2 separate regions of the Mus musculus genome follow, and region 2 is linked to region 1. The links are chromatin loops, found by intact Hi-C in ENCODE. Cell type or tissue: left cerebral cortex. All regions are shown on one strand. Links, peaks and the distances in the headings refer to the core of each region. The heading gives the core; the rest is flanking DNA.

What was found. A loop is a pair of places that touch in the nucleus more often than their neighbours do. Peaks named below come from ENCODE experiments on the same cell type or tissue, not always from the same donor. Only the 100,000 strongest peaks of a DNase experiment are listed, where the experiment ranks them.
Region 2: a loop joins it to region 1, with 6 times the contacts of the local background. A loop is called at or near these places in 2 of 42 quality-filtered maps.

What each region holds. Positions count from the first base shown.
Region 1 is chr17:27,228,971-27,234,339 of GRCm38, reverse strand. No RefSeq gene overlaps it. Among named protein-coding and RNA genes, the nearest start is that of 9630028I04Rik, 16 kb to the left of the region's middle. In left cerebral cortex, for the core only: a CTCF peak has its summit at 2,474 (motif pointing right); DNase peaks (open chromatin) are centred at 2,563, 2,996, 3,108, 4,525 and 2 more places.
Region 2 is chr17:27,359,435-27,364,803 of GRCm38, reverse strand. No RefSeq gene overlaps it. Among named protein-coding and RNA genes, the nearest start is that of Mir7218, 4.0 kb to the right of the region's middle. In left cerebral cortex, for the core only: no CTCF peak of the experiment used is centred there; DNase peaks (open chromatin) are centred at 658, 2,382 and 3,175.

The sequences.
Region 1 (5,369 bases), core at 181-5,180:
GATGAGGTCCCCAAACTTCTTATATAACAACTGAGCTACTGAGTCAGGGTAGGCCCACCATATATGGAGCACCTCAGTATATATACTACAGCATACATACCATATACACTATATGATACACTCAGTATACATACTATATTATACACATCATATACACTATAGAGTACAGACTGGGCAGGCTGCCTCTATCCTATTCATCATCTATTCAGTGTTCAAAGTGCCCTGGCTAGGCAGCCGGTCACCCCTAGTGTGGTGGTTGGAATGAGAAAGGCCTGCGCAGGCTCAGAGACTTGAACACTCGATCTCATTAGTTGGAACTGTTTGGGAAGGATTAGGAGGTGTGGCCTTGCTGGAATGGGTGTATCACTGCAGTGGGGGAAGGGCTTTGGGGTTTCAAAAGACTCTGCCATTTCCAGTCAGCTTCCTTTCTCTTTTGCTCCTGGTTATAGATCAAGATGTGAGTTCTCAGCTGCTCCTGCCACACCTTTGTTCAGCCACCATGGCCTGTATCTTTCTGGAACCAAAACTCTGATTAAACGCTTTCTTTTATAAGTTGCTTGGTCACTGTTTTATCTCAGCAAGTACCTAAGACGCCCCATATTCATGAGAAGGGGCTACAGTCAAGCTGAACCCCAATAATTTTCAACGGTAACAACCAGAAATGGTAAAGTGCTTTTTGAGTCATGTTTGTTTGGTTTTGTGGGATGGGGTATGGGAGGGAGTAGCTCTTTGCCCTGAGGACGGGAGAACAACTTGGCAGACTTTTGTGTGCCGGCTGAACCCTGTCTGGGCTGGCACGGGCAGCTTTGGTTGGGGCACATGGTTTTTGGAGGTGCCATGGCTTCGCTGGTATGTCCCCTTTCATTCAGCAGAAGGAAGGGTGGGGAAGGAGGGCACTGTACCCTGGCCAAAGTCACTCTCAGGGAAGTCAGCGGCCTGAGCATGAGCATCTAAGTGAGGGGACCCCAGCTGAGGCTGGAGCCACGTGGCAGGGGGCTAGGGAGTAACAGAGACCCAGGACACAGAGACTCCAGCACCTCAGCCATGTTTCTTTACGTTCTACTTAGTTTTGTTTTTTACATAGAACAAATCCTAAGGAAAGCTGGCTTAACCTCCCGGAAACTGGGAATAAAGCTTAGAGGGAGGGGATTGGGGGAGAAAGCCGTTGGCCTGAAAATGCCTCCCTTGAGAGTAGGAGGGGATGGCTGGGTGGATAAGGCACCTGCAGGCAGAGCCGGGATGGTTGTCACACTGGGTACCACACAGGCAGAGCCACTGCTGTGGCTGTGGAGAACGTGTGAGAATTCCTCAGGGATCCCCTGAACCATTTTGGCAGGGAACCCAGAAAAAACAAATGGTGGGTGAGGAAGGAAGCTGGGGACACTGGTGGCACCTGGGCTACCACGGAGGAGGAAATGGATGGGACAGAGTCCAAAGCCCCTGTCAACACCTTGCTCTGTGGGTGCAGCTCAGCACTGGAACCAGGGTCTCCTGGTTGGTTGAGTGACCAGTGAGCCTGTGCTCTTGCTGGCTGCCTTCCTGTGAGTGTGAGCATGCGTGAGCACGTGCACACACACACACACACACACACACACACTGTCTTCCTTCCAGTAGGCTCAGATTGACTGTTTACTTCCCTGCCTGTCCAAGCAGTCATTGGATCCCTTTTTCCATATTAAGCAGTTGCTGTCATAGCCACTTCACACCTGCTCACATCTTTCCTCTCTGTGTCCTACAAGCAGGTTTCTGACAAGTCCATTTCCCTACAAAGAGGAGAGGAGGGGTTTGGAGGTGAGGTGATGGGAGGGTCTGTCTAAAAACAGGAGTCCAGCAATTCTGAGCTCCAAGCCCCACCTAGCCAGGGCTCAACAGAGGCCACAGCCCATGGGGGAGCTGGAGAGACCTCCTTGGGGCTCCTCAGCACCAGATGTGCCTATACATCAAACATGTAGACCCATGTGTGATGGAGCTTTTAAGACCCAGGCATTCACGAAGAGAGGCTACTCAAGAGTTCTGGGGGCCAGGAATGTAGCCAAGTTGGTAGCACGCTTACCCAGCTGGGACTTGAACCCCCAGCACCAGGTAAACTGGAGATGGTGGTACCCGTCTAGTACTTAGAAGGTGGAGGCAGGGGGATTTGAAGCCTAAAGTCAAAAATCATTCTTAGGGGCTGGAGAGATGGCTCAGTAGTTAAGAGCACTGACTGCTCTTCCAGAGGTCCTGAGTTCAATGCAACCACATGGTGGCTCACAACCATCTGTAATGAGATCTTTTCTTTCTTTCTTTCTTTTTTTCTTTCTTTCTTTCTTTCTTTCTTTCTTTCTTTCTTTCTTTTTTTTTATAAAAACTGAAGGAACAGTTCCTAATTCTTTTTTTTTTTAAGATTTATTTATTTATTATACGTAAGTACACTGTAGCTGTCTTCAGACACACCAGAAGAGGGCATCAGATCAACCATTACAGATGGTTGTGAGCCACCATGTGGTTGCTGGGATTTGAACTCAGGACCTCTGGAAGAGCAGTCAGTGCTCTTAACCACTGAGGCATCTCGCCAGCCCCCCGTAATGAGATGCAATGCCCTCTTCTGGTGTGAAGACAGCTACAGTGTACTCGCATACATAAAATTAATCTTTAAAAAAGTCATTCTTAGCATGGAGTGTGTTTGAGGATAGTTACTTTTCACTTTGCTTTGCTTCTCCTCCTCCTCCTCCTCCTCCTCCTCCTCCTCCTCCTCCTCCTCCTCCTCCTCCTCCTCTTTCCCATTTCTGGGGACGTCTGCACTGACCCCAGTCCCACATTTGGGCTGACTGTCATTGGCTATCCCAGTAGTTTTAGGCTGTTTGTTATTTTCTATCCCACCGTTTAGCTTCCCAGGCACATTGCCTGCTGGCTTCCTGTCAGTCTCGCCCATAGAGGCTGCTGACTGGAGACTGGTGGGAGGGAGAAGAAACGCCACTGTGTTCTCCTCGATGGTTTGGGGTGTCTGCAAGCAGCTGCTTATCCTAGCATTGGTTGGCTTCCATGGCTTACACACACACACACACACACACACACACACACACACACACACACACACGCATACACACGCACTTGTAGCTCCAGCCTGGAAGGCTCCTGGCATAGCCCTTGTCTTGCAGCCCAGTGTCTCAGCATTTCTGAGTCACCATCCAAGGCAAACCAGGTCCCACACCCAGTCATCTGCTCATCTCCTGTCTCTTTTCAGCAGTTCCGGGGCCTCCTAATTCCTTCAGGGAGCCACCTGGAAGAGCTCGGCTCCAGCTGAGGGAGATGGTGAGATAGCTCATCCTGTAACCTCAGGATTTGGGAGGTAGAAGCAGGAGACTCAGCACAGAGCCATCCTTGCCTACATAGCAGGTTCAAGGCCAGCCTGGACTACCTGTCTCAAAACCGAACAATAGGCTGAGTGTGGTGCCACACACCTGTAGCCCCAGCACTTGGAAGCAGAGATAGATGGGTCTCTGTGAGTTCAAAGCCAGCCTGGTCTACATTGTAATTCCAGGCCAGCCAAAGAAACTCAGTGAGACCCAGACTCAGAATTAAAACAAAACAAAAACACCCACCCTTAAGCAAACAAACCCACCCTCGGGTCCCCTCTGGCCCTGTCTGACCTTCAACATCTTGGAGGTGGTCTGCTGCTTCCTTGCACCTGGCCCCAGGCGCCTCCTGGCACCTGAATCCTTGGTCCCCACCCATCCTCATCTCCCAGCCTGCTTCTGGCCTCCCGACTGATGTCTTTACCTCCCACAATCCACTTTACAGCACCCAGAATGACCCAGTCCTGCCCCCTTCCTGGCACCCACACTCAGCTTCTCCCTGCCTAGAAGGATGCTCTCGTGTTTGAAAGGTCTGTACGTGTTCTGCTGAAGGGCCTGGGTCCTCGGGTCTGATGGTAGGAGGCTTTAGGTTTGAACAATGGACGAGCAGCTGCTTTGGATAGAAACAGCCTGGACCGAACACACCAGGGAGCCCCAGCCCTGCCCAGAGGAAGCCAAGTCTCTCTGTCTTTAGCAACTGACACTCAAACTTCAGGGAGCCGAATCACATTGTCAGGTGGGGGTGAGGGCACAGTCCCTCAAGTCTCCTGATAGGAATGGGCCCGGTGGCCGAGGCTGGCAGAGCCCTCGGGCTCATGCTGACTGCTTTGCTGCAGGGAACTCCGTACCTCCTGGGGTCTGAGCCGTGACCCACGAACTGCAGGGGGGGGGGTGAGCATGGAGGTGACCTTGTGCTAACTTGCCCTCTGGGAGCAGAAATCCTGTCCCTCCCACCCTGTCCCCTCCCCACTCCCACACCTCTCTCCACCCACAGCAGCAAAGACTCTGCGTGAGCCTGAGAGACAGGTGCTGGTGTTGGCTCTTTTCTTTTAAGAAGAAAAACAATGAAGAAGCAAAACCCAGGAAATGGAGGAGGGAGGGGGAAGAGAAACCCACGTTCTGAAAGAAGGTTACCTCAGCCAATTGCACACACACCCCACACCCAGACTTGGCCAGAAGGGCACAGAACTGAGAGACACCCTGGCCTTCTGACCCCCTCCCTTCCTGGAGTTCCCCCTCGTACTCCTAGCTTCTGGACTCCAGATCACTCGCCTCCACCCACCATTCTGTAGGAGGAGATTCCCTGGTGGCAGCCTCAGGTAGCCTCTGCAAAGCTCCAGTGTTCTCCTCAGATCTCAAGGATCGGCTTTCAGTGGCTGCCTCTCTTATCCCCCTCCCTCAGAGAGAGTTTAGCTTTCGTGGAGTCTGGACGGTCTTCCTGCCATCCTCACTGACCGTGGACCAGCTGGACGGACTCTCTCTCTCTCTCTCTCTCTCTCTCTCTCTCTCTCTCTCTCTCTCGTGTGTGTGTGTGTGTGTGTGTGTGTGTTTATGTCTGTCCTCATCTAAGGAGGCCAGAGATATTGCACCCCCTGGGACTGGAGTTACAAACATTTGTGAGCCTTCATGAGGATGGTGGAAATCAAACCCAGATCCTCTAGAAGAGCAGCCAGTGCTCAACTGCCAAGCTATCTCTTTAGCCCTTACTCTACCAGGCTAACCCTGTCCAGCCCTGCCCACCCCAGCCTATCTAACCCCATAAGGAGCTATCTTCTCACTGTGCACAGCATCTATCAGTGAGGTCCCAAGCCAGTTCCATGCAGATCTGGACCCCCTCTGCAGATGGAGACTCTCAGAGGAAGAGCCTCTTCCTTGGTCTGGCAGAGAGGGCCAGGCTGCCACCACGGGCTTTGACAAATTGGCCCAGTGTGGATCTGACATGCTCGTGGCTGAGGGAAGGAGGGCTAGGATCATCTTCTCAGGGAACCCCTCCCGTGAGAACTAAGGAGCAGGCCCACCTACAGCAGTAGTGCT
Region 2 (5,369 bases), core at 306-5,305, 130 kb before region 1:
TCACTTTAAAAATCGTTACCTACAGTATATGATGAGCATTTCACTCCTAGGCATCTATCCCAGAGAGATGAGGATGCATGCCCTCCCCCCACCACCCCCACTGCACATGCTCACTGGACACACATCCATCCAACACTGGGGCACTTACCTCTGTGCTGTTCCACCTGGCATCGAAAGGAAGCCGTGTAGACGTAAGCTTTCCGTTCTTGTGGGCGTCCACCAAGGGGTGGGTGGGGTTCCTCAGCCTGTGACTGTTCTGGAACTTCCAGACCCCTCCCCTAGAGGTCTTGTCAAATTCCACCCAAGGAGGGAGGTTCAGATCCTTCTACTTCACCAGTCCTTCTAGAAGGTTCGAGATTGCCCATCCCAGTGTAAGGTGGCATCTCACTGAGGCTTTGATTTCACTCCCTTGGAGGCTAATGATGTTTCATGGTGGACCAGATCTGACTGCCATTTAGACGCTGAAGACATTTCTGCTTAAATCATTTATCTCTTGTCTTTTTTGAGTCCTCAGAGTCCTTGATATCAGACAGAGTCCACTGCTAAGAGGTGCAATTTGCAGAGAGCGTCACCTTTTCTGCACATTGTCTTCTTGTTCTTGAATCTTTGAAGCACAAGTTTTTTTTAATTCCCACACCGTTGGCTTTGTCTCTTTTCTTGGGCACCAGTGCCGTCATGTGCCCTCACAACTGAGATTCCATCACCAGATCTGAGGCCGCCAGCCAGCTTCCTGCCATGACAACAAATACCCCAGTAGCCGACTTGTAAGTCGGGTGTGATGGTACAATTCTGTAATCCCAGCACTCAGGAAGGAGAGGCAGGAGAGTAAGAAGTTCAAGGCTTGTTTTACTGAATAAGAACAGATCAATTTTTTTTTTTTTATTTTGACATCTATAGAGGCTGCAACCTTCAGCTAGGTGGCTGTGTTGTTTTTAGACCTCTGTTGAGGTGGACCACTCATCATGGGTGGGAGTATGCTGAGGTGAGAAACCATTCCCTCCTGGCCCAGAAGTACAAAGGCTTTGAGATTTGATCCTCACACTGCCCTGGAGGGAACACCCCCAATGACTCAAAGGAGCCCTCCAGGCTCCTCTCTCTTAACAACACTGAGACTAGAGGCAAGCTGGGAACAAGCATTTTAACACATTGACCTTTGAGGGACCTTCAGGAGGAACAAGAGCAGACATCATGGTGACTATACTTTTCTAATTTTGGCTCTTACATATGTCTTTAATTTTTTTCTTCCTCCCTTTAATCAGTACTGAGGATTGAACCTGGGGCCTTACTTGGGTTTAACAAGTGCTCTACAACCAAGCTGTATCCCTGCCTGACTTAAGAGCTAATTTTTGCATATGATGTGACTGGTTATCAACTGTGTCAGATTTTTGCGTTTCCAGGAAGTGACACAGGTTCCGCTGTCCTAGCTTCCTGCAGGACCTGGGCAGCTAGGCTACCGGCAAGTAGTGGCGAGGAGAGCCTGGGCTATCTATCTAATCGCCGTGCAAGGCTTGGCACTGTTCTCTCCCGGGCTGAGCCTCTGTTTTATAGTGACAGTTTTGGCATTTTGTATTGTAAGAATGTTTTTGTTTTGGTCCCAGGTGAGGGATAGGGCTAGTTTCAGGCTGTCCACAGCAGCTGACTTGGATTTGCCTCGTGCTCTAGCAGGGGCGTGATTTTGCCAGCTACAGATAAATTGTGTGACGTTTGGAATTCTGGAGACTTTTTGGAGGGTATATAAATGCTATGGCCCCGAGAGGCAGAGTGAGTTGTTGTTGGTTTGTTGGTTGGTTGTTGTTGGCTGTTGGTGGTTGGGGTTTGTAAGTAGTTGTGCACAAAGAAGAACCAACAAGAAGAAGAAATCAGCTATCTGGATGGTGAAGCTTAAACTTGCCCCAAGGAGCTCCAGTCTACCCTCCTAATCCTCAAAAGAAATCTTCCAGTAGATAACTCTTTCCTTTCAAGCCTTTTTCCTCCCCTATATACTGTTAGGGGGTTGAAAGGGTGGAAAAAGGAAGAACCCACAAAGTAGCAAACACCGCTACAAGTTTCCGCACTCATGATAAGACTCACAGCAAGTTGGGCAGGATGGCCCCCACAACTCCACATAGTTCTTTATCTATGTTCAGCTCTCATCGTGGGAAACATGTCAATAAATGTCCACATTTCACGCCACCTCCCACCCCCACCCCCCCACCCCCACCCCACAATCATCCTCCATGAATAAAGCTATATAGCTATGACTCACTCTGCCGCAAGTTCCTGACTCCGCCGTTTAGCTCAACAGTCCCAGACACTTGGATTTCATCCCCTGGCAAAAATCTCCACAAGATATTTTCGGGACCAACATAGGGTTGCCAATGTTTTATTTTGTCAAATAGGACATTCAAAATAGCAAGCCTGGCCACCTGTTGTAAGTACTGAGTGATATAAAAAAAGAGTATAAGGAAGGACAAGGGCGGCCCACGCGTGCTGTGCTGCTCTCATTCTCGGATGAGGGGGAGCAGACAACTTTTCTTACTATGCTCAGAAATGGCTGCTACATCTTGTGGCTGTATCTCTGATAAAATGCAAATTTCATCAAGAGCAACCCCAGTGGTCGGCACAGGAGTGGGGGCGGGGCGGGGGCAGGCAGGAGCAGCTCAGGGAAGGGCTTGCAAGATTGCTCAGAGCACCAGGTCTCTGGTAGTCTGCCTCACCTGGCGGGACCTGTGCCCAGGTGGTAGCATCTTGGCAGCAGCCCCCACCCCATACACCCATACACACACACACACACAGACCTGTGTGTTTCCCCAAACAGGAAGTGCTGGGAATCTAGCTGCCTCACTTTGCACCTGAGTCCTCTCCACACCCGCCACCTTCTATTCGGGGCCATGCCACTTTACACTTGTGCCTCATGACTGTGGGAAATGCTGAGTCTACCTCAAATGTGTTCCCTCTCAAGGCTGTGAAGAATACTGGGTCCACCTTAAATGTGTGCCCTCAAGTCTGAGGAATACTGTGCTCCCCAAGTCTGTTTGGGTCCCGAGGCACTTGGCATTGGTGGGTCATTCTGTCTGGACCGTCCAGAGCTGCATTTCAGGAGAGATGCCCGCCCCACTGCCCTTCACCACCCATTCATTCTCCCAGAGTCTGGCTGTGCATGGTGCAACTGTACCTTTAAGAAGTTCTTTTGTGCTTCTGGGGGGAAACCAATCAGAAAGCAGAGGGAGAAATGTGACAGCTACCTGTGCCAATAAAGTAAGAGTCTGTTGGAACCTTCCAAGGACCAGCACCTCCTGGGGCAGGCCTATTTAAAGAGACAGTGCTGTGTGGTTGGGCCACTGCAGTGGGTGTGCCTTCAGAATCCTTAAACTGACCAGTGCCCTTAGATTGCTGCTAGTCTAGCTACAACCAGGGGATCTGCTCAAAAAGATGAGTGATTTAGCTGACTAATTGGGCTTTTGTTTGTGTTTTAAATCATGCTCTTTTGCTAAACTAATGGGCCCTCTATTTATAGATGACTCCAACACAAAGTGACTACTAATTACTACAATTAATATCACGTTAAGGGCTTGCCAGCCAACTTCACAGAAACTTGTGTCGCCTACTCATTTTCAATTAAGGCCCACTGACGGGGAATACTGGTTATTAAGATGGACCCTGGGGTGTAATTACTGCTCATAAGGTCATTAAAGCTGTTCTCCTGCAGGGCTGGCCCATGATGCCCAGGGCTTGGGAGCTGGTACCCATGTTCTACCTGGAGGCCACAGAGGCTCAGAGCCCCAGGCTGCCCACAGATAGTAAACCTGGCCCTGAGCTGCTGGAGGAGGAGCAGATAAAGTCAGGATGCTCAGGCAGGGGGGCTATGGCAGCTGAGGGGGCTGAGGGAGATAGTCCTTTCTTCAAAACAGCTATTGTGGCAAAGACGGGGGAGTTGACAGGACTACAGCCTCCTTTGGGCAACAGCAGCAGCATCTGCAGCCTCCTCTGAGAGGCAGTCACAGTAGGGACTGTTTGGTGAGAATCTGAGAGGAGACAGCTGTAGGGTACACAAGACAGCATCCCACAAGACATAGGGGGCCTTGACCCTCTGCTCCTGGCCTCTTTTCCTCAGAGCACCTTCTCAGAGGGCCATTGTCCCACCTCCTCCTGCTACTCAAGGGGCATTGGGTTCTGAAGAGCTAGAAAGCAGGGTGGGGTATGTATATATATAGACACACACACAGAGAGAGAGAGAGAGAGAGAGAGAGAGAGAGAGAGAGAGAGAGAGAGAGAGAGAGAGAGAGAGAGAGAGGTTTGGCAGTCTATGAGTGAAAGCTCCTAGAATCAAGTTCAGCCCATGAGGGGGCAGCTGGGGGCAAGGGGGTATTGTGGGTGTCTGTGGAAACTGAGGTCATAGCTGTGGGAGAGAAACATCTGCACCAGCCCGGTGCAAGCAAAAGACTGATCCACTATTCCCTAACGGAGAAAAGACGAAATTCTCAACTGTCCAAGTCAAACAAGCTATGTTTGGGGTGGACCCTGGTCTGGCCAGCCAGCTGTCTCACTCTGATTCAGCCCACTGACCCAAGGGACCCCACTGGCCTCTTGAAGTCCCTTTTATAGGAGAGATAAGGTGTTTACAGGGTAGGGAGAGTTGCCTGTTATACATCGTTAGAAAGATACCAGGAAAGTGAAGGAACAGGGTAATTACATCCAGTGAACAGGGATCCAGTGAACAGGGTCCCAAGTTTAGTGTAGGTAGAAAATTATGTTTTGTACTGATGTAAATCAGAGCTAAGAAACGGAACTTGGGAATTACAAACAGAAACTTCGACTTGCAAGAACCTAACATAGGACAAATAGGAACTTAGTCTTTAACTACAAACAGAAATCTTAACCTGCAAAGTATATTGTTCCTGTTTGGGTCTCAGAAACTCTTGTTAGGGGCCACACAGTCACTGGGTCTATCAGAGGCAGGAAGAAGGGGCATTGTGTGAGGCTGGCAGCCAGACAGCAAGTCATGTAGAAATACTTTTGAAGTTCCTCAGAGTTCTCGAAAGTTCTGACAGTCCCCCTACACACACATACACACACACACTTGTCATTTTGTTTCCTTTCCTTTTGACCTAGGACAAAGTATCTCTTGTTCTTTGTTCTGCACTTGCAAATTAGTTTGTTCAGTGAACTCCCTGAGCAGTCACACTTTGCAACCAAGACTCAGAGAAAGCAGGGTTAAGAGAAGAGAGGAGTGGGGAAGGCTTGGGAGATGCCGCACCACTGGCCTGCTGCTTTTAGTGACCTCACCCTGATCTGCCTGCTTCCTGCTCTCATCCCTGCTCCCAGGAAAGCTGGGGGGGGGGGCCACCCCCCCCACGCCCCGCCCCACCCTGTACTAACAAGCACTCCCA